Linked DNA regions of Homo sapiens: all the other regions are linked to region 1. The links are chromatin contacts, found by Hi-C or POLR2A ChIA-PET in ENCODE. All regions are on one chromosome and are shown on one strand. Each heading gives the region's core, a stretch centred on a gene start or an enhancer-like site at or near the end of the contact. The rest is flanking DNA. Distances are from core to core; before and after follow the strand shown. Region 1 holds the start of PANK4 (pantothenate kinase 4 (inactive)). Region 2 overlaps PRKCZ (protein kinase C zeta). Region 3 overlaps SKI (SKI proto-oncogene). Region 4 overlaps PRKCZ (protein kinase C zeta).

Evidence for each region. A loop is a pair of places that touch in the nucleus more often than their neighbours do. ChIA-PET counts read pairs that join two places held with the same protein, here RNA polymerase II (POLR2A). Pooled maps may share reads with other maps.
Region 2: a loop to region 1 is called in a pooled map, with 2.3 times the contacts of the local background. The contact joins the enhancer-like site here to the promoter of PANK4 in region 1. A Hi-C loop is called at or near these places in 2 of 168 maps with a recorded cell type or tissue (psoas muscle and sciatic nerve), 1 of 37 single-sample maps with no recorded cell type and 11 of 50 pooled maps. POLR2A ChIA-PET finds 5 or more read pairs at or near these places in 3 of 52 experiments (CD4-positive, alpha-beta T cell, MCF 10A and naive thymus-derived CD8-positive, alpha-beta T cell).
Region 3: a pooled map shows a loop between it and region 1 (9-fold over the local background). The contact joins the enhancer-like site here to the promoter of PANK4 in region 1. A Hi-C loop is called at or near these places in 7 of 50 pooled maps. POLR2A ChIA-PET finds 5 or more read pairs at or near these places in 3 of 52 experiments (CD4-positive, alpha-beta memory T cell, CD8-positive, alpha-beta T cell and activated naive CD4-positive, alpha-beta T cell).
Region 4: a loop to region 1 is called in a pooled map, with 2.5 times the contacts of the local background. The contact joins the enhancer-like site here to the promoter of PANK4 in region 1. A Hi-C loop is called at or near these places in 1 of 168 maps with a recorded cell type or tissue (naive thymus-derived CD4-positive, alpha-beta T cell), 1 of 37 single-sample maps with no recorded cell type and 16 of 50 pooled maps. POLR2A ChIA-PET finds 5 or more read pairs at or near these places in 1 of 52 experiments (BJ).

Annotation. Positions count from the first base shown.
Region 1 is chr1:2,524,403-2,528,926 of GRCh38, reverse strand. It overlaps PANK4 (pantothenate kinase 4 (inactive)), which reads left to right and starts at 2,331. Exons shown (of 19, transcript NM_018216.4): 1 at 2,331-2,463. The coding sequence starts at 2,340. HES5 (hes family bHLH transcription factor 5) reads left to right here. Exons shown (of 3, transcript NM_001010926.4): 3 at 1-182. RefSeq lists enhancers at 1-141, 142-862, 1,584-2,304.
Region 2 is chr1:2,171,563-2,176,121 of GRCh38, reverse strand. It overlaps PRKCZ (protein kinase C zeta), which reads right to left. Exons shown (of 18, transcript NM_002744.6): 12 at 3,932-4,067; 13 at 3,734-3,821; 14 at 2,106-2,225; 15 at 1,289-1,368; 16 at 809-898. Among named protein-coding and RNA genes, the nearest start is that of PRKCZ-AS1, 10 kb to the left of the region's middle. RefSeq lists an enhancer at 1-556 and a silencer at 2,110-2,276. Within about 2 kb of position 1,686, at least 7 of the 41 ENCODE cell types and tissues checked have a DNase peak (open chromatin) inside an H3K27ac peak, as active enhancers do.
Region 3 is chr1:2,253,872-2,258,323 of GRCh38, reverse strand. All of the region lies in intron 1 of SKI (SKI proto-oncogene), which reads right to left. Among named protein-coding and RNA genes, the nearest start is that of SKI, 28 kb to the right of the region's middle. RefSeq lists enhancers at 975-1,572, 2,240-2,534, 1,575-2,774. Within about 2 kb of position 2,728, at least 21 of the 41 ENCODE cell types and tissues checked have a DNase peak (open chromatin) inside an H3K27ac peak, as active enhancers do; they include CD8-positive, alpha-beta T cell, where a contact is called at or near this core.
Region 4 is chr1:2,135,010-2,139,601 of GRCh38, reverse strand. It overlaps PRKCZ (protein kinase C zeta), which reads right to left. Exons shown (of 18, transcript NM_002744.6): 5 at 4,255-4,340. Among named protein-coding and RNA genes, the nearest start is that of PRKCZ-AS1, 47 kb to the left of the region's middle. RefSeq lists an enhancer at 1,740-2,688. Within about 2 kb of position 1,306, at least 6 of the 41 ENCODE cell types and tissues checked have a DNase peak (open chromatin) inside an H3K27ac peak, as active enhancers do.

The DNA of each region.
Region 1 (4,524 bases), core at 1,082-3,581:
GGGGCTCACGGTGGGCTGTCTGGGGAGGGTGGGTGCCTCCACTATGATCCTTAAAGGATTCCTCTGTGTGGGTGGATGCGTGTGGGCACGACTTTGTACTCAGAAATTGAACTCTCAGTCACGTGGAAGCCACGGGACTGCTCCGAAGCCGCCATAATAAAATCTGATTGTTCAGCCCCCAACACAGTGTCGTCTGCTGTGCCTCACGCCTGTCCTTGGCAGCCATGGAGCGGGTCTGCAGGGGTGAAGGGGAATGGGCAGGGCCATGGTAGCAGTTAAGCAGGGAGGGACCCCTGCCAGTGGCCCCCTGGACCCCGGAAGAAGGGTGGGGTCCTTGCTCCGGAAGAACAGGGGGAGGGAGGGATGGAGGGAAAGCAGGTGAGGGGCAGGGGCAGGGGGAGGTGGGCTGGAGGGGTGGACATGGTCGGAGCCCTGGGTCTCCCCCCGCCCAGGCCTTTCACTAGCTTCCGGAAGGTAGGGGTGGGGCAAGGTGACAGCGCAGGACCTTAGGCTGTGTCCACTGAGAGGCGACCCAGGGCCACAGCCCGCAGTAGATCTGTTGCTACAGCCAAAGGGGCTTGGCCCTGGGCCAAACAGGAGAAAACATTTGCCCCGAGTTGCTGCTGCACACTCCCACGGCCTGCAGCGCCAGTCCTGGCATGGGCTCCGGGGACACCTGCCCGCTGGCCACCGTGCCAAGGCAGGATCTGGCAGTCCTGGCAGGAGCCTGCACGGGGCCATCCCTTGCCTCAGAAAGGGCATGTATTTTTAGGCAGGCCACAGGGTGTTGGCTGAGTCTGCAAGAACTGAGGCCTGTGGCTCCCAGGGACCAGCTCCCAAGGGGCAAAATCCATCCAGCAAGGATTGGGCCGGAGTGGGCCGCATTCCCACCCCCGCTGAATGGTAGCCCCGTGTGTGGGCCTGCCCTGCCTGCTCCTTCCTGCTCAGCCCCTCTCGCTCCGCTCAGCCTTCAGCCCCTTTCTGGCTACTCCACAGGCAGTCTAGACAGGGTCCCCCCACCAGACCAACCCAGTGCCTGCCAGTGGTCCCTACCGAGCCCCGGGGTATGGTGGGCAGAGGACAGGGAAGGCCCCCATTCACCTGCATGTTTCCCGCATGTTCAGTGGGCACACAGGTGGGCGCCCCTCATGGAGGGCACCTCCTGCCAGCCTGGCCCATGGCACACCATGCTGCCAGGGGTCTGAGCTGCCAGAGGTCTAAGCCGCCTGGGGTGTGCTCCACTCTTCCACCCAGGCCTCCCTGGGGCAGGCTCCCCCTCCAGAGCCACACACCCACCCCCTTGGAAGACACAGGCAAGGATGCCTCCTCCCTGAAGGCTTGCCCTGCGCACACAGATGCATTATCCCTGGAGTTTGTGCCGCCCCACAGGCCTGTGCTCCCAGGAGCCCTGCCAGGCAGCTGGTGGCATTCTCCACGTGCAGACAGAGGCTGAGGGCCAGAGACATGCAGTAATGACCCCGGGTTACCCGGGAGGGGCTGATCTGTCTGCTTCCAACACTGGGCTTTTTCCCAAGGCGCCCAGAGCCTCTGGAGAAGACGCATCTCTTCATGCCAGCAGGGCTTCCCAGCCACTCACCCTGGAACCCTGGCCTGCCCCACCTATACCCCTGTCCTGGCTCCAGCTGCTTCCAAGGCTTGTTCCTGCAGCCTCCCAGGCACCTGTCTTGCCCACAGGCAGCCTGCCTGGCTTCCCCCGACCACAGCACTTTCCACGGATCGCCATTACAGCACACATCTTCCCTACCCGCAGGTGCATGCCAGGCTGGGGCTCCTCCCAGGTGGGGCAGGGTTCCCCACTCCTCTGGTTTGCATGGGACTTTTAACATTGAAAGTCCCACGCCCCTGGGAAGCCAGGATTGAGTCACCCTAGCAAAGAGCGCATCACATTCGCCCTGGCGTGCAGGGCCAAGCTTACAGCAGGCACTCGCTGAAGGGCAGGGCTCTCTGACAGTCTGCAGACCCACGTGCCCCCTTAGAAGCAGGTGGGCGGCCTCTGCGGCCTCCCTCAGCAGGGCTCAGAGCACTTGAGTTAAGCCTGTGGACAGCGCGGTAAAAGAACATCAGTCCAGATGTTCTGTGCTGATGCGCGATCTCTGGAGGATAACCGCCCGCCCGCCCGCAGCCCCGGGCCTCTCGGACCCCTGCCCAGCACTGGCCCTAGCTCGCCCTGTAGCGGCCGAGACCTCAGAGGCCGGGGGTGGGGGAGGGAAGGGGCGGGGCCGGCGCCTCATTAACATAATCTATGCGAGGGGGCGTTTGGCAGTCAAATATATGCGCATATATCTCCATGGCTGATGAGCTGGCCGGGCACTTTCAAAATGGCGGAGTGTGGAGCGAGCGGCAGCGGGAGCAGCGGGGACAGTCTGGACAAGAGCATCACGCTGCCCCCCGACGAGATCTTCCGCAACCTGGAGAACGCCAAGCGCTTCGCCATCGACATAGGTAGCCGCAGGCCGGGCGCCGGGCGCGGGCTGCGGGGGCGGGCGGGGCGCCGGCGGTGGGCCGGCGAGCGGGGGCGGCGGGAAGGACGAAGGGCGGGGGCGCGGGCCTCGCGCACAGCCTCACGGGCCTTGTAGTCCGCGGGCCCGCGCACAGCCTCACGGGCCTTGTAGTCCGCAGGGTCGCTGATGCGCGGGCTCGGGGCGACGGCCGGACTACAGCTACCGGCAGGCGCCGCAGGGACCAGAGCGGGGCCTGCCGGGCCTGGTAGTTCGCGCGGCCGTCCTGGGTGGCTGGGGGCCGGGGTCCAGCGTTACCCGCCGCGAGGTGGGAGGGTCGGCGGAATTTTATGTCTTCGGCCACATCGGCATCTGGGCGCCCCGGCTCCGCCGCTTGGCTGGTGGCTGGCCTGAGATTTGGGGTCCTTAGTTCTGGTCGAGACGAGGACGAGCTCGGCGGGAAGCCCTTGGCAGAGTGGCCCCGAAAAGGCCGCGCGTTCCCGCGGCGTGGCCAGCTGTGGCCCGCGGGCCGGACAGTCCGTGCACAGGCCCCGCTCTCTGGAGAGTGGACGCCGGGCGTGAGTTCAGGCGGCCGTGGACGTGGGACCTGGGAACTCGTGCCTCTGGTTTAAAAGCCACCCGTGCCTTCCGTGGCCTTTAAGGCGGCCTGCACTTCTGCCCTGGCCTCTCCAGGGTCCGCTGCAGACCCTCCTGCCTGATGGCTGTGCTCTCAGTAATGACGGCGGGCCAGGCTCTGTTCTAGACCTTTTTCCCACGCTCCTGACTCCCGGACACCTCCCAGCCACCTCTAGGGGAGGAACGCGAATTACTCCCTTTTCGCAGATGAGGATACCAAGCCCCAGAAAGGTGAACTAATTTGCCCAGGGTCATCGGGCTAGAAAGTGGCAGAACCAGGATTTGAACCAGCCACTCCCTGCTCTCCTACTCTGCCCATGTTTCAGGCATGAGGGCTTCCTGGGGGCAGCTTCACCTGGAGAAACCCCCCTTGAATAGCCGCTGCGGCTTCACATACCTCTCCCTCTTAGCACTCATCTCGGTCGTAGGCTGAGTCTGCTTGTGTGTGAATCCCACAAGAGCAGCGGTGTGTCTTGTAGCCCCAGCCCCCGAAAAGGATGCCCAACCTGTCTTTGCCGCCCAGTAAATACTGGGATGAATGGGCCTGCCGCTGACTGCTTCCCACCTCCCTGGAAAAGCTGGGACTCAGAGAGACCCAGGCCATTCCCTCTGAGCTGTGTGCTCCTGGTGCATCTGACATGTTTGCTGCTGTGGTGTCCTCGGGGTTGTTGGTGTCATCATCTCTCTGAGATGTCCAGCCAGGGAAGGGTGTCCTCTAGGGAAGTGGGGGGCGATGAGAATGGAAGTAGCTATAGGTCCTGGCTCCCACCTTTCAGTGAGCTTATGGGAGGCAATGCTTCTTAGGGGGTGTGGCCTGGTGCCAGGTATGAGAACGTGTGAGTAGCATCTTTAGGGACCGCTGATAGGACTTGGGACTGACTGGTTATTGGGCTGCAGGTGCTGAGCTTGCAGCCCTAGCCTAGGGGATTGTCTACCGCAGGCCTCACCAGAGGCTCCCCAGCCATGCTTCCCAGCCTTCTGAGACCTTGAGGCCCGGTAGAGCGTGTGCTCTGCAAGGTTCTGCTGCCCTTACACTGGGGGATTCTGTTACTGGAAGCAAGTCGGGATTAAATGTTTCTGAAATGCAATTGCAGTTGACCTGCATAAGTCACTTGGGGAATGGCCAGGAGAACAGGGCTCACCGTGGATGTTCTGTGTGGCCCCGAGAGGCCAGTGAAGCCGCAGAGCTGGGGCTGTCCAGGAAGGGCTGTCGCAGCCCTAGAGGGCCCTGGAGTACCAGCCTGTTCTCCAGGCTGAGCCCAGGGGGTTTCTTGGTAGAAGGATACTCTAAGAGGTCTGTTTAGTGCTGGTATTTATTTCCCCTCTTCAAAGTTTCTCCCTGCGTCTGGGTCCTGTGTCTCTGGTTCTTAAGAGGACCTGTTGACTGATACTGAGAGACCTTTTGTTTGTTACTCCTGACCGAGCTGCT
Region 2 (4,559 bases), core at 437-2,936, 350 kb after region 1:
TGCTCACACACCACCGAAATCAGATTCCTAAATCGAGCCAGTGTACGTCGCACCCTGTCCACAGACTCACTCTCCTTCAATACCCGACGCTAAAGCTCAAGCCGTGAACGCTGCGACTGCTGGTCCTGTCCAGTAACTGCTGATAAAACCGGCCATGAAACCAAAGCAAACGCCCTTCTCTAGGCCGGCCCCCACTATCAGATCCCTGTGGAACCAACAGCCAATGTGCTCACAGGTCAGGACGCATGTGCCGCTAGCTCCTGGCGGCACCAAGCCAGCACAGTCGAGGGTTGCCAGGAAGCGCCATGGGCCGAGCTCGTCCGGCCCCTCACTCTCCTGGCTCCGGAGGACGAAATGTGTCTCCCCATCCCTCCTCGGGGCCCTGGAGGGTGGTCCCCCATTCCCAGCTGACCCTTCTGGGAGACAGGAGCCTTGGCTCCACGCAAGTGGGGCCATGTCAAAGACCAGCCCGGCGGTGCGCGAGCTCACACAGCCCACCCGGCCCACACAGCCCCGGCTCTGTCCACCAGATTATAGGGGTTGGAGGGGTTGGGGGTGTAGGGGTTGGAGTGGGGTTGGGTGGATATTGGGGTGGGGGTTGAGTTGGGGGTTGGGGTGGGAGTTGGGCTGGGGGTTGGGTTGGTGGTGGGGTGAGGGTTGGATGAATTTGGGGTTGGGATGGATATTGGGGTTCGGATGGGGTGGGGTGGGGGTTGGGTGAATATTGGGGTTGGGGTTGGGATGGGGGTTGGGTAGATTTGGGGTTGGGATGGGGATGGGGGTGCAAATAGGCTTTGTGATGCTTTACCAAGTCCCAGTCTATGCTGCGGAAGAACGCGTGGGACTTGATGTCAGAAAATCCAGTCTGTGGCCGGCAGCCGAGCCTCTCTTTGGGGTCCTGGAGGTCAGAGTTCAAACAAGGACAAGTCAGCCCCATCCCGGAAGCCCCATGACCCCCTCTCCTTGGTGGCCACTCCCAGTGCTGACAAGCCCTCCCCCGATGCTCTGACCCAGGTGGTGGAAATCAGATGTTTCCTTTATTGAAAGTTCCTTCCCCGTACGTTAAGCTCCGTTCCATTTTCCTTGGGCACACATTCTCATTTTGTTAGGTGTGAGTAAAAACGGACGATTCACAGAACACAGAGCTCAAATACTGAAGCGGAAAATCAACCCACACACCCGATACACAGCAGCCGACATGAAAAAATGGCCAACAGCCGTGCCTGGCCCTCTGCCCACCAACACCGAGGCCACAAACGAGATTTTGTCAGCATGGCCAGAAACGTACCTTATTTAAAAATCCTTTTAAAACATGGGAGGCTTTGACGGACAGGAACCGGGGGATCCGGATGGGCTTCTCCAGGATCACTGCAAGGGCGGAGCCTGGTGAGGACTTGCCTGTGTTGTGTGCCATTTGCCCAGTGCCGCCCAGACTCTGACTCTGAGCAAGAGCTTTGGGAGCTCAGCCTTGGGGCCCCGGAGCCCCTCCCTTCCTACAGCCCAGCAATATCTATAACCCGGAGTCCCGCCGGGTCCTCCCTGGGCCTCCTGGTTACATGCGCTGGCACGTGTCGTAGGATCGGACGTGAACCAGCAGCTCCCCTTCCTCAGCCCCAAGATCGCAGGTACACGGGTGCCTCTGCAGGCTGGCCACCAGAGGGCACCGCGGAGACAGCCGCGTTCCCAGATCCCACATCCCCACAGCACTGAATTCCAGACCAGGAGCAGGTCCCGGGGCCTCCAGGTGGGAAGGAGCCCATGATGGTGGCTGTGGGTTTTGGGGGTGGGGGCTGTGCTTTCAGCTCGGTACAGCCTCGGTCAAGGACATGCTGGGGCTCCAGCATGTGCTGCTGGCCAGGGCAGGAGGGAGTTGGAGCTGAATGGGGACAGGTTCTCTTTCCTGCTGACCCACAGGTGTGGTAACCCCACCCCACGGCCCGGGGAGTGGCATGTGACACAGGGTCTGGCCAGGAGGAATGGTTCCCGGTACGCTTTGCATGGCACTGCCGCTCCAGGCACCCGCGGGACCCCTCCACCTGCACCTTTGAAAAGGAAGGAAGACAGTCGTGCAGGTGAGGGGTACGAACGCACAGCGGGGCACGCACCTTGGAAAAGGTAGTCCTCTGTGTTCATGTCCGGGTTGTCGGTGATGATGTCGAACGGGGAGCGCCCGGCCATCATCTCAAACATGAGGACTCCCAGCGCCCACCAGTCCACGCTGAACCCTGGGGGAGAGCACACAGCCATCACCGAGTGGGGCCACATGGGCCGGCAGCAGGACGAACCTGGCTGGCGTTGGTTTTCATGCCCAGTTGACACGAGTGTGAGCCAGGCTTGAGCAGGCGGCACACAGGCCTCTGTGACTTCCACTTCCCAAACAGAACCAGCACCTCCACCTGGCAGCTCGGCCTCCCTGCCACCGTCCCTGACACTACGGAGGTCTCCCAGGCTGCCTCTGGGCTGTCGGTCCTGCCAGGGCACCTGTGACCACACCGGCACGAGGCACTGGTGGAACCTGCGGACGACCCTCCTCTCTCGTTTCTGCTTCTACAGAACTAAGCTTGAAGAAGCCCTTTCGCTGCAGTAACGGAAATACTCTCCTGTGTTTCCTTCTACAGCCATTTTGTTTTTTAAAAAGGTTCAAGTAGTCAACCTGTTGGGAATGTGTTCCAGCGAATGAGGGGTGGGAGACCCTGACCCGTTTTGCCCAAGGACAGCAGCTGTCTCTGCGTCCCCGGAAGTCCCCCTGGTCCCTGCTGAGGTGAGACGCTGCCGCTGTCCCACACGGAATCCCCATCCCAAGCTGGGTTCTAGACTATATTCCAGTCCTCCAATCTGCTGTCTGTCCTTCTCTGGCTACTGAGACTTCCATTGTGGCCGCTGGGGAGCCCAGTTATCCCAGCGGCGAGTGACCTGCCCGCCCTGCCTGCCCCACACCCATTCTGATGGCAAAAAAAATGTGTAAAAATGTCTGAAGGCACACCATGCATGCCTCATTGAAAACACCAGGATGCAGAAGTGGGTGGAGTGTGTACAAACACAGTATGCATGTGCACACAACACACATGGATGCCCGACACACGAACACTCAGCCCAACGGCACACACGCACACAGGGCTGCACACGCGTGCCCACGTCCCCGTTTCACACACGCACACACGGCTGCACACGCGTGCCCACATCCCCGTTTCACACACGCACACACGGCTGCACACGCGTGCCCACGTCCCCGTTTCACACACGCACACACGGCTGCACACGCGTGCCCATGTCCCCGTTTCACGCCCAGAGAGGGGAGAGGAGCAGAAACACTCTGGTGTGCACGGCGTCCTCAGCCGCAGGGCCTGTGGGGTCCTGTCCACACGCTCCTGCACCCCCTGGGGCTCCCCAGACAACAGCTTCTCCCCCAGCCACTCGTGCAGCACGGGGACTCAGGTGCTGCACCCTGTCCCACCCCCGCTTTCTGTGTCTTTCCCCTCCCTGTGCCCCGGGGCTCCCTGGCAGGAGGAATCCTGTGCAGTGCCCTCCCCAAGGAGCTGCTCAAGTGGACATGGGAGGTTTTCCAGAATTCAAATAAGGGGCTGAGGCCAGATGATGACATCCGGCTGGGAAAGACAGTGTGTGGCTTTTGGGTGTAAGATGGTCAAGGACACCTCTCCCTGGCTGCTGGGCCAGGCCCGAAGCCATCTCTGGCCCTGTGTGCTCCGAGAGGGGCCAGGGCAGCGGCACTCACCGTACTCCTCTCCCCGCAGGATTTCGGGGGCGATGTAATTCGGGGTTCCGCAGAAAGTGCTCGTTGTGTCACCAGGGCCCAGGCCTTCCTGTGGGGGCAAAGTTACTGGGAGAGGGTTCTTGTAGACACTACCCCGCGGGACAGGCGCCCCGAGACGCACATGCGGGATGGTCAGGGGAGGCGGTCCAAGGCACGCACCTTGCACATGCCGTAGTCTGTGAGCTTGATGTGCCCGTCCGCATCCAGGAGGACGTTGTCCAGCTTCAGGTCCCTGTAGATGATCCCCCTCTCGTGCAGGAAGTTGAGGGCGATGCAGATCTCGGCCGCGTAGAACCTGGGGGTGGGGATGCCGTCATGGGGGCAGTGCCTGTGCCAGAGGCTGCGCCAACAGCTCCAGCCTGGGGGCCACACACTCCCGTTTGCCCCACCACGGGCCCGGCATCCTCTCAATGACCAGGCCCAGGATTTGAAAGTGCAGTGCACAGGGCCAGGGAGGGAAATGCCAATGAAAGCTCCAGGACACCACCCCATGCGCCTTAGGATGGCCTGCTGTCAAAGACACAGAGAACGATGTGGCAGCCTCCACAAGGGGAGGAGCGGGCAAATAACACGACAGCTTCCATGCGGGAAAGACCGGAGCCATGGCACGTTGTGGTAGGAGTGCAGAACAGCGCCGCTGCTGCGGAAGACAGTCCGGCAGGTCCTCGAAAATTAAACACGGTGCCAGGCTTGGTGGCTCACACCTGTAATCCCAGCACTTCGGGAGGTCGAGGCAGGCAGATCACCTGAGGTCAGGAATTCAAGACCAGCCTGGGCAACATGGCGA
Region 3 (4,452 bases), core at 1,479-3,978, 270 kb after region 1:
GCATCTGAGCTGGTCCCACACATACCAGCCGAGACCATTCTATGCTGCAGACACCGAACATACGGGTTTAAGGACCAGGAATCCTGTGTGTCCACGTGTGCATGCACACACATTGTCACTAGATAAAACACCACATTCCAAGACAATAACATCTGGCTGTCCAAAGATTACTTCTGGTTAAAGTCGCAAATAATCAGTATTGCCATATTTCCCTTTATAAAGTACCTCTTCACACTCTTCCTTGCTCAATGCTTAAAATGTCAACATTTACTTAAAATGTTGTGCAGGCTGGGCACAGTGGATCAAGCCTGTAATCCCAGCACTTTGGGAGGCTGAGGCGGGCAGATCACCTGAGGTCGGGAGTTCGAGACCAACCTAACCAACATGGAGAAACCCCATCTCTACTAAAACTACAAAATTAGCCAGGCATGGTGGCACATGCCTGTAATCCCAGCTACTCAGCAGGCTAAGGTAGGAGAATTGCTTGAACTCAGGAGGCGGAGGCTGCAGTGAGCCCAGATCACACCATTGCACTCCAGCCTGGGCAACAAGAGCAAAGTTCCACCTCAAAAATAAATAAATAAGTAAATAAATAAATATATAAAATATAAAAATCTTTTGCAAATCCAGAGAAACATGTCAAGAAGATATAATAATTCAAAAGCATGAGGAAAGAAATCCAGTTTTAAGACGGAAGAGCAACATCGCTTCAACCCCATTCTCCTCTCAAAAATCGCCGAGAGCCCGGCTCTTGGATGAAGGAAGCATTGTCTCGAGCTCAAGCACACATAGGGCAGGAGGCAGCTGGGAGGAGGCGGCTGGGGGCCAAGCAGCTGCAGAGGCAGACGCTAGGGAGCCACGCCGACGCGCTCTGGCACCAAAGCGCCACCATGGGAGGGGAGGCCTTGCAGAAGCAGGATCGGGGCTGGCCCGCACGTCTGCATAAGAGCCATCCGCGGGCTCCCAGGTGCCCTCCCCCTTGCAGCCATTGGCACGTCAGCCTTGACGTGACCAGATGGTCAAGAATTGGCAATGTGGGGAAATGCCCCTTTAAAGCCGAGGTCTGAAACCAACCAAAGGAATGCAGAGGAAACCAGCAGGACAAACTGTCAAGAAAAACATCATTAATGTCTGCAGCAACAGGAGAAAGATACAGCATCCACAAGTCACAAAAGGTGGGAGCTTTTACAAAGAGATAGATATCTTAGAAACGAAAATGAAATCATGAAACTAAAAGTAGCCAACAAAGAAAGTGCTCATGATAAGGCGGAGACCTCCAGAGAGTAATCCTGAGCCACAAGGGAACAGCAGGGAGACCACAGCAACCGGAGCACCAGTGCCAGGAGGACCAACGTCCAGCCCTAGGGAGCACCGAGCAGAAGATGCCACGGGCACCATCCCGAAGATCGGGGCGCGAGCCTCCTGGCAACAAAAACCTGACAAGGGCCCAATAGGCGCCCAACACAGGGCCAAACACAAGCCGCCTCGAGGTGTCTGACAAGACATTTTGAATGCCAGATCTAAGAGGAGGTTCTGAAAGCTCCTGAAGGGCACAGTCAGGTCACATGTCAGAGCCCAAAGCAGATGGCAGGGGACTTCGCCATGGGGACACCAGAGGCAAGACGCTGAGGAGCGCCGACAAGTGTTCTGTTCCAGCCCTCCATACACGGGTGCCCAGTTACCAGGTCAGCCATGCAACACCCAAAGCACGTGCCTCCCAGGCACCCAACTGCACAGTGTGCTGTGGCTACTCAGGTAAGGATGAACCCAGGAGGGGAACCCCTAGAATCCCTCACCAGGAAGAGCACAGAAATACCCAGGGCGGGCAGGTGAGGGCCAGCTGGCCATCGGCCTCTGGACCACAGAGGGAGGGGGCAGAGAAGAACGCTGGAGCAAGGACGGAGCAGCCAGAGATCCTGAGAAAACCAAGCAAGGGAGTAAAAACCAAGATGATGCCTAACTCCAGGAACACACAGTGGAGAGGAAATGAGGTCAGGCACGCAACTCCAAGACAGAAAGCAGCACAGACAGGAAATGAGGTAAGGACACAGAGAGCTCCAGACAGGAAATGAGGTCAGGACACAAGACAGGAAATGAGGTCAGGACAGAGTGCTCCAGACAGGAAATGAGGTCAGGACACAGAGTGGCACAGATAAGAAATGAGGTCAGGACACAGAGTGGCACAGACTGGAAAAGAGGTCAGGACACAAGAGTGGCACAGACAGGAAATGAGGTCAGTACACAGAGTGCTCCTGACAGGAAATGAGATCAGGACAGAGAGAGCTCCAGACAGGAAATGCAGTCCGGGCACAGTGTGTTGCATACAGGAAATGAGGTCAGGACAAAGAGTGGCACAGACAGGAAATGAGGTCAGGACAGAGTGACACAGACAGGAAATGAGGTCACTGGCTCCAGACAGGAAATGAGGTCAGGACAGAGAGAGCTCCAGAGAGGAAATGCAATCCGGACACAGCATGTTCCAGACAGGAAATGAGGTCAGGACAAAGGGTGGCACAAACAGGAAATGAGGTCAGGATACAGAGTGCTCCAGACAGAAAATGAGGTCCGGACAAAGTGGCACAGACAGGAAATGATATCAGGATACAGCATGTTCCAGACAGGAAATGAGGTCAGGACATAGAGAGATCCAGACAGGAAATGAGGTCAGGACAGAGAGAGCTCCAGACAGGAAATGCAGTTAGGACACAGCATGTTCCAGACAGGAAATGAGGTCAGGACAAAGGGTGGCACAGACAGAAAATGAGGTCAGGACAGAGCGGCACAGACAGGAAATGAGGTCAGGACACAGAGAGCTCCAGGCAGGAAATGAGGTCAGGACACAGTGTGTTCCAGACAGGAAATGAGGTCAGGACAGTGTGCTCCAGACAGGAAATGAAGTCAGGACACAGTGTTCCAGATAAGAAATGGGGTCAGAAGACACCACTCAGTCATATTAATCAGCCAAAGGATAGATTTATCAAAACTCAAGACGCAAGGTGTCAGCACGTGGGGCTGTGGCAGGTACAGGTCTAAGCAGCTGGACTGAGGTCAAGCACCATAGTGCTTGTCACACTCAGGTACGTGGGGGTCACTCAGGTACATGGGGTCAACAGAAGACTATGCAGCAAGAATGGGGAGCGTCCCTGCCTGTGGAAAGTTGGGGAGGACAGGATGGGGACACTGGCTGTCATCATTCAGCTTTTGGTATGCCATGGACTCCTTAGCTAAAGATAAAAGACAAAAGAAAGGCCGCATGGTAGGGTGACCGACACCTGAGAGAAACTGGCCTAACAAGCACGTGGGGTGTGGTGCCAGTCCACAGCACGCACCACAGGACACAGAGGTGACACTGTGGGGCAGTGCCCAGCCATGTCCCCTAAAAGCCACCTGCACCCAAGTGCACAGCACAGGCATTTGGAGGAAAGAAGTGTTGTTGTGGCTGTCTCCACCCTCAGAAACCCCCCAGAGCTCACCTGACCGCAGGGACCCCATAGGTGTGCAGCAGGGGGGCTGCACGCCTCAGGTGCAAATGCCAATGGCCCGTGCTATTCCACCAGCAAATGCCCTGCGCATCACACACACACACACACGCACGCAGTGACCACAGTCTGGCCAAGACTGTGATAACTTCAGGAACAAAGAGAAGACTCCAATTCGGCTCCTACCTCCCAGTCCACTTCACCCCTCCCCAGAGATAGTGGTGACGGCCACAAGTCTAGGCACAAGGCCAGACAGGTAGACCGGTCACTGCACACAAGGACAGGCTGACAGCCAGAGGCCGCGTCTTCAACGCACCCAGACTGAGTATCAAGTAAATTAAAATAAAAAGCAGTCCAGTAGACATCTAAGTAGGACCTCAAGCCTTCGGGAAGGGACGGTAATCCTAGGATGAGGCATTGCCATTTCAGGGCTGTTTGGGACGGGGACATGTCACGCTGGAGATCTCAGTGCAGCAGAGTCCCCCAAGCACCCTGTGACACGAAGACCCACGGGGGGAGAGCAGAGCCGAGCCCTCCCACCCCCTCCAACGGGCACCACGCATGGAGACCAGTTGGGCCAGCACTCTTGCAGGCGCACCAGCAGGTCGTGGCCTCCTCTAGCGTGGACCTTCCAGATTCTTCACAATCAGTGTCTGGAGGGGAACAAGCAGCTCCCACGTGGGTCCAACACCTCAGAGGAGCAGCGCCAGTGCCAACCCCAGCCCCTCATGGTCACTGGAGCCCACCTGGAATGTCTAGAATGGTGCCTTCTGTGCAAGAGCCACATGAGGCAGCTCCGGACAAGCATCCGTGGCCTGACGACCAGGCACGTGGCCCTTGCCGCCGTGGTCCACACAGCCAGGATGGGCATCCAGAAGGACCCAGAGCCTTCTCTTCCAGCAGCAGGCACTCTGGGGACACCACTCTGGCCCAAGATGTGTGCACACCACCAGAAAGCAACCCTCAGCAAGTC
Region 4 (4,592 bases), core at 57-2,556, 390 kb after region 1:
TTTGTGTTGTTTTGAGACAGAGTCCTGCTCTGTCGCCCAGGCTGGAGTGCAGTGGTGCCATCTCGGCTCACTACAACCTCTGCCTCCCGGGTTCAAGCAATTCTCTGCCTCAGCCTCCCGAGTAGCTGGGATTAGAGGAACCCACCACCACGCCTGGCTACTTTTTTTGTATTTTTAGTAGACACGGGGTTTCACCAACTTGGCCAGGCTGGTCTTGAACTGCTGACCTCGTGATCCACCCACCTCGGCCTCCCAAAGTGCTGGAATTACAGGCGTGAGCCACCACGCCCGGCCGGCTTTAATTACTTTTAACATCTTTGATGTTGACAGAGAAAATGTCTTGTGTTTCCCTGATCACCTGTGGAGGTCATGCTGTCCTCATCTCTAAACAATTACAGTCTTACTTCATTAACCATTCACACCGGTTCTCAGCTTCTCGGTCCCAGCATTTACCAAAAGCCTTTGTGTAGGAGCTCTTCAATTCTAAGTGTGAGATGTCTGGATCTCTTCTGGGTTTTACGTGCTACAAACCCCTTTCCTGTATGTTTTTTGCATTTAATTTGGAAACTGAAAAAATCTGAAAATTCTGTGTGGCTGAGTCTAAAGACCCTCTGGTCCTCACTGCCCGGTTTTTCTCCAGAGATCTGCACAGCTTCTAGGTTTCTTCTTTTTATTTATTTGAGACGGAGTCTCACTCTGTCGCCCAGTGGCACAATCTCAGCTCACCGCAACCCCCGCCTCCTGGGTTCAAGTGATTCTCCTGCCTCAGACTCCTGAGTAGCTGGGATTACAGGCACGTGCCACCACGCCTGGCTAATTTTTGTATTTTTAGTACAGATGGGTTTCACCATGTTGGCCAGATGGATCTTGAACTCCTGGCCTCAAGCGATCACCCATCTCGGCCTCCCAAAGTGCTGGGATTACAGGCGTGAGCCACTGCGCCGGGCCCTGTGATTTTTTTTTAACCTCAATCCACCTGCCGTTTACTGTGATGGGAGCCAGCAGCCTGGATTCCTACCCACCTCACCCCCCATTCCTGGGCTGATAATTAACCAATCACCTCCTCAGGATTTACTGGAGGATCCCTTCCCTCCTCTGCAAGAAGTGCTCAGCCCTGGGCCAGCTCTGACCCAGCAGTTCTGTTCCACTGAGTGGGCTTCCCTGCCACCCCCGGCACCATCCTTCATGGAGGAGGCAGCCCCTCCTCACCTCCTTCTTCAGAACCTCGCTGGCTCTCTCCCTTTGGCTCCCCCACTGAACGCTTCCTTCTCAAAGTCCAAGGGCAGTGCTTTCAAGTGCACAGAAAGAGCTGGGCGGGGAGCCCAGTCCCCAGCGACGGATGCCCACTCTTTCATCCTCGCTTCACCAACAAAGAGGACGGAAAAGTCTCTCTTCTCCTGGGTGCTTGTTCCCCTTTAAGTCTTACTGATTCACACAAAACCAAGTGCTTTCCTCCTGAAATGCCCCTTTTAAGTGACAGCAGAGGTGATCTGAGTGGTCCTGCAATTAACATGAAGTGAGCACTACATGGAGCGGCTCTGAGGTCCGGACAGAGAACGTTACGAGCAGGTGGCGAGATCAGAGCCCGGGCACAATTAGGCGGGAATCGGACAGGCTGAACTGCAGGGCAGCCGCCCTCCCTGAGCAGTCAGGTTGCAGGCTTTCGGGCCACTCTCGCCTTGGCCTCTGTGTTTGTGAAACTGGCTCGTTCACACGCCCAGAAGGGCTGTACCTCCACAGCAGAGCGGGGCTGTGGTGGGTCCACCTGCCACCCTTTCCTCCAGTGTCTGCAGGAAGGAAAGGAAAAGCTTTTGCTCACTGGTGGTGGTGGGGAGGGGGAGGGTCACTTATGGTCTGCACCTGCCATCGGCAGAATGGACTTTTCTCCTCAAAGCTGCACAGTGAGAGGCCACACCCTGTGCTGCCCGGAGCCCTGGCCCATGTCACTGGGTGGGTAGGGTTCACTCTGGGCTAATCCGTCATGCAGAATGACAGAAGAGACAGATACAGAGGAGGCCATGTGGAGACGGAAACAGAGGTGAGTGGTTCCTCTGCCAGCACAGGAACAAGGCTGCCCGCAGCTACCAGTGGCTGCGGGGGAAGGAGGGCGCAGCCCTGCGGCACTGTAATGGGTCACACCAGGCGCCGACTTGACTGGGTTGAAGGATGCCTAGAGAACTGGTGAAGTATTGCATCTGGGTGTGTCTATGAGGGCGCTGCCCTGAGACTGGTATTTGAGTCAGTGGACTGGGAGGGCAAGACCCACCCTCAATGTGGGTGGGCGGTGGCGTCCAATCAGCTGCCAGTGCGGCTGGGGCAAAGCAGGCGGAAGCAGGTGGGAGAAGCAGTTTTCCTGGGTCTTCTGGCTTTCATCTTTCTCCCATGCTGGATGCTTCCTGCCACTCGTCCTACCCTGGGACATCAGATTCCAGGTTCTTGGGCCTTTAGACTCCGGGACTTATTAGTGGTTTGCCGGGGGCTCTGGAGCCTCTGGCAGAGGCTGAAGGCTGCACTGTCGGCTTCCCTGCTTCTGAGGCTTTTGGACTCGGAGTGAGCCACTGCTGGCTTCTTTCTTCCCCAGCCTGCAGCTGGCCTATCGTAAGACTTCGTCTTGTGCGCCCGAGGGCCAGTTCTCCCTAATCAACTCCCTTTCATGTACATGCATCCCATTGGTACCATCCCTCTGGAGAACCCTGACTCATAAAGACACCTTCGTTTTGGACTTCCAGCCCCAGACTGCCGGAGAGCAAGTTTCCATTGTTTAAGCTGCCAGTTAGTGGTGCTGTGTTCTGCAGCCCCAGAAGACTCACAACGTGTGTCCTCAGAAAAGGCGGCCAGGGTGGGCTGGGGTGCGGACGGGATCTCTGTGCTGCAACACTCCCTGGCACCATACTCCACAGATATTCCCAATGTGGCCACCTCCAGCCACACTCTCCTGAGTCCCAGCCTGAGCCAAACTGCCTGTTCACCCACACCCACCTGCCCTAAGCACACAGCCGCCTAGGCTCCCCATTTCCTGGTGTCCCCAACCTCGTCCTCAGGGCCTCCCAGACACTGGCTGGACTCTCCCGTGCCTGCCACATCCTCGGTGCTCCTGGCATCTCCTCTGCACTGACCTCCCAGGCAGTATGATCAGATGCCTCCTCCTCCAGGAAGTCCTCTGGGCTCTCCAGGCAATGTCCAGGTCTTCCTAGTGCTGACCTGCTCATCTCCTGGAGCCTAGTTCCCACCACACCCCTCTTCAGTCACTCAGGAGCTTGTCCTGCATCCTCACCTGTGTTAGCCCCAAGAGGAATGGGAGTCCAGACCCACTCTTGCCACATGACAGGGACCGAGCACACGCAGGGGCAGGAGGAGTGGCTCACATGAACAGAACTTCCTGATGGTCTAGAGGGCAGACCATGGGAGTAGAAGGAGGGGCAGGTGACTTGAGGCCGCTCCAGGAGACAGAGGTGCCGTACACCCAGCGGAGGTTGACACGTGAGGCCACGTGGCAGGTGAGTGTGGAATGCAAAGGTAGCCCCAGGGCCACCGCTCCTGTGAGGGGCTGTCAGGGGCTCTGTGTGGAGTCCCGCAGTGGGGACAGGCCCTGTATACTTCCACGCACCCCCAAGACACTCCCTGTGTGGGACCAACTCCAGGGCCACCAAGGCACACCCAGACACCTCCCCTTCCACTGTGAAACAGAACAATTACAAAAGCATCTGAATCACCCATTTCATAGGAACTAGAAAAGCATCATAAAGAGAAACAAGGAAAATAAGCTAAGTGTCCTCTGGAAAGGGCCCCCGTGGGTGGCCGCTGGGAAGACAGAGGCCCAAGCAGGGATGGGGCTGAAGGAGCTTCCAGGGTTCACGGAGACTCTTAGCTACTAGGCAACACTGTGTGCGGCTGAAAACACACACCCTGGCGCTACATGCGGATGGAATGCGGCCGCCCCACTCTGGATGCAGGCAGGCTGGGGCCTCAGGCCAGTGAGCCCTGAGCCCTGATAAGAGTCACACAGCCAGGCAGACACAGACAGCATTCACTGGGCAGCCACCACGCAGGGAAAGGCCCGGAGGGCACTTCCCGCCTCAGACAGCCCTAGTCAAAGCCTCATCCTGCACCAGAGAAAGCATTTCTGTAACCTTGCCCTCGGGCGCCAAAAAGAGCCCAGCCTGGGCTCAGCGGGACGTGCCTCCCCTCCTCTCTCTTTGCTTTTAAAAGTAACAAAAGGCCCCTTGAGGGACTAGTCCCAAGGGGGCCACTCACCCTGTTAAAGCGCTTGGCTTGGAAGAGGTGGCCGTTGGCACGGTACAGCTTCCTCCATCTTCTGGCTCCCCGGCGGTAGATAGATTCTGGAAAGGATATGAGAAAGGTGTAAAGAAACAGCGTGGCAGCCACGAGCCCACGCAGGGTGCAGCTGCGACAGGCCACTCCCGTCCAGGTGGTGGCGGCCGCAGCGTCCTCCCAGGCAGGGAAGGCAGGGCTGGAATGACGGCCTCCCGGAGGCCTCTCTCTGCCCCTCCTCACATGATCCTCATGGTGTCACGGCCTCGGCGGCTGGAGACAGAGGCCCAGGTGTGGATGGAGCCAGGTGTCCTCGCAGG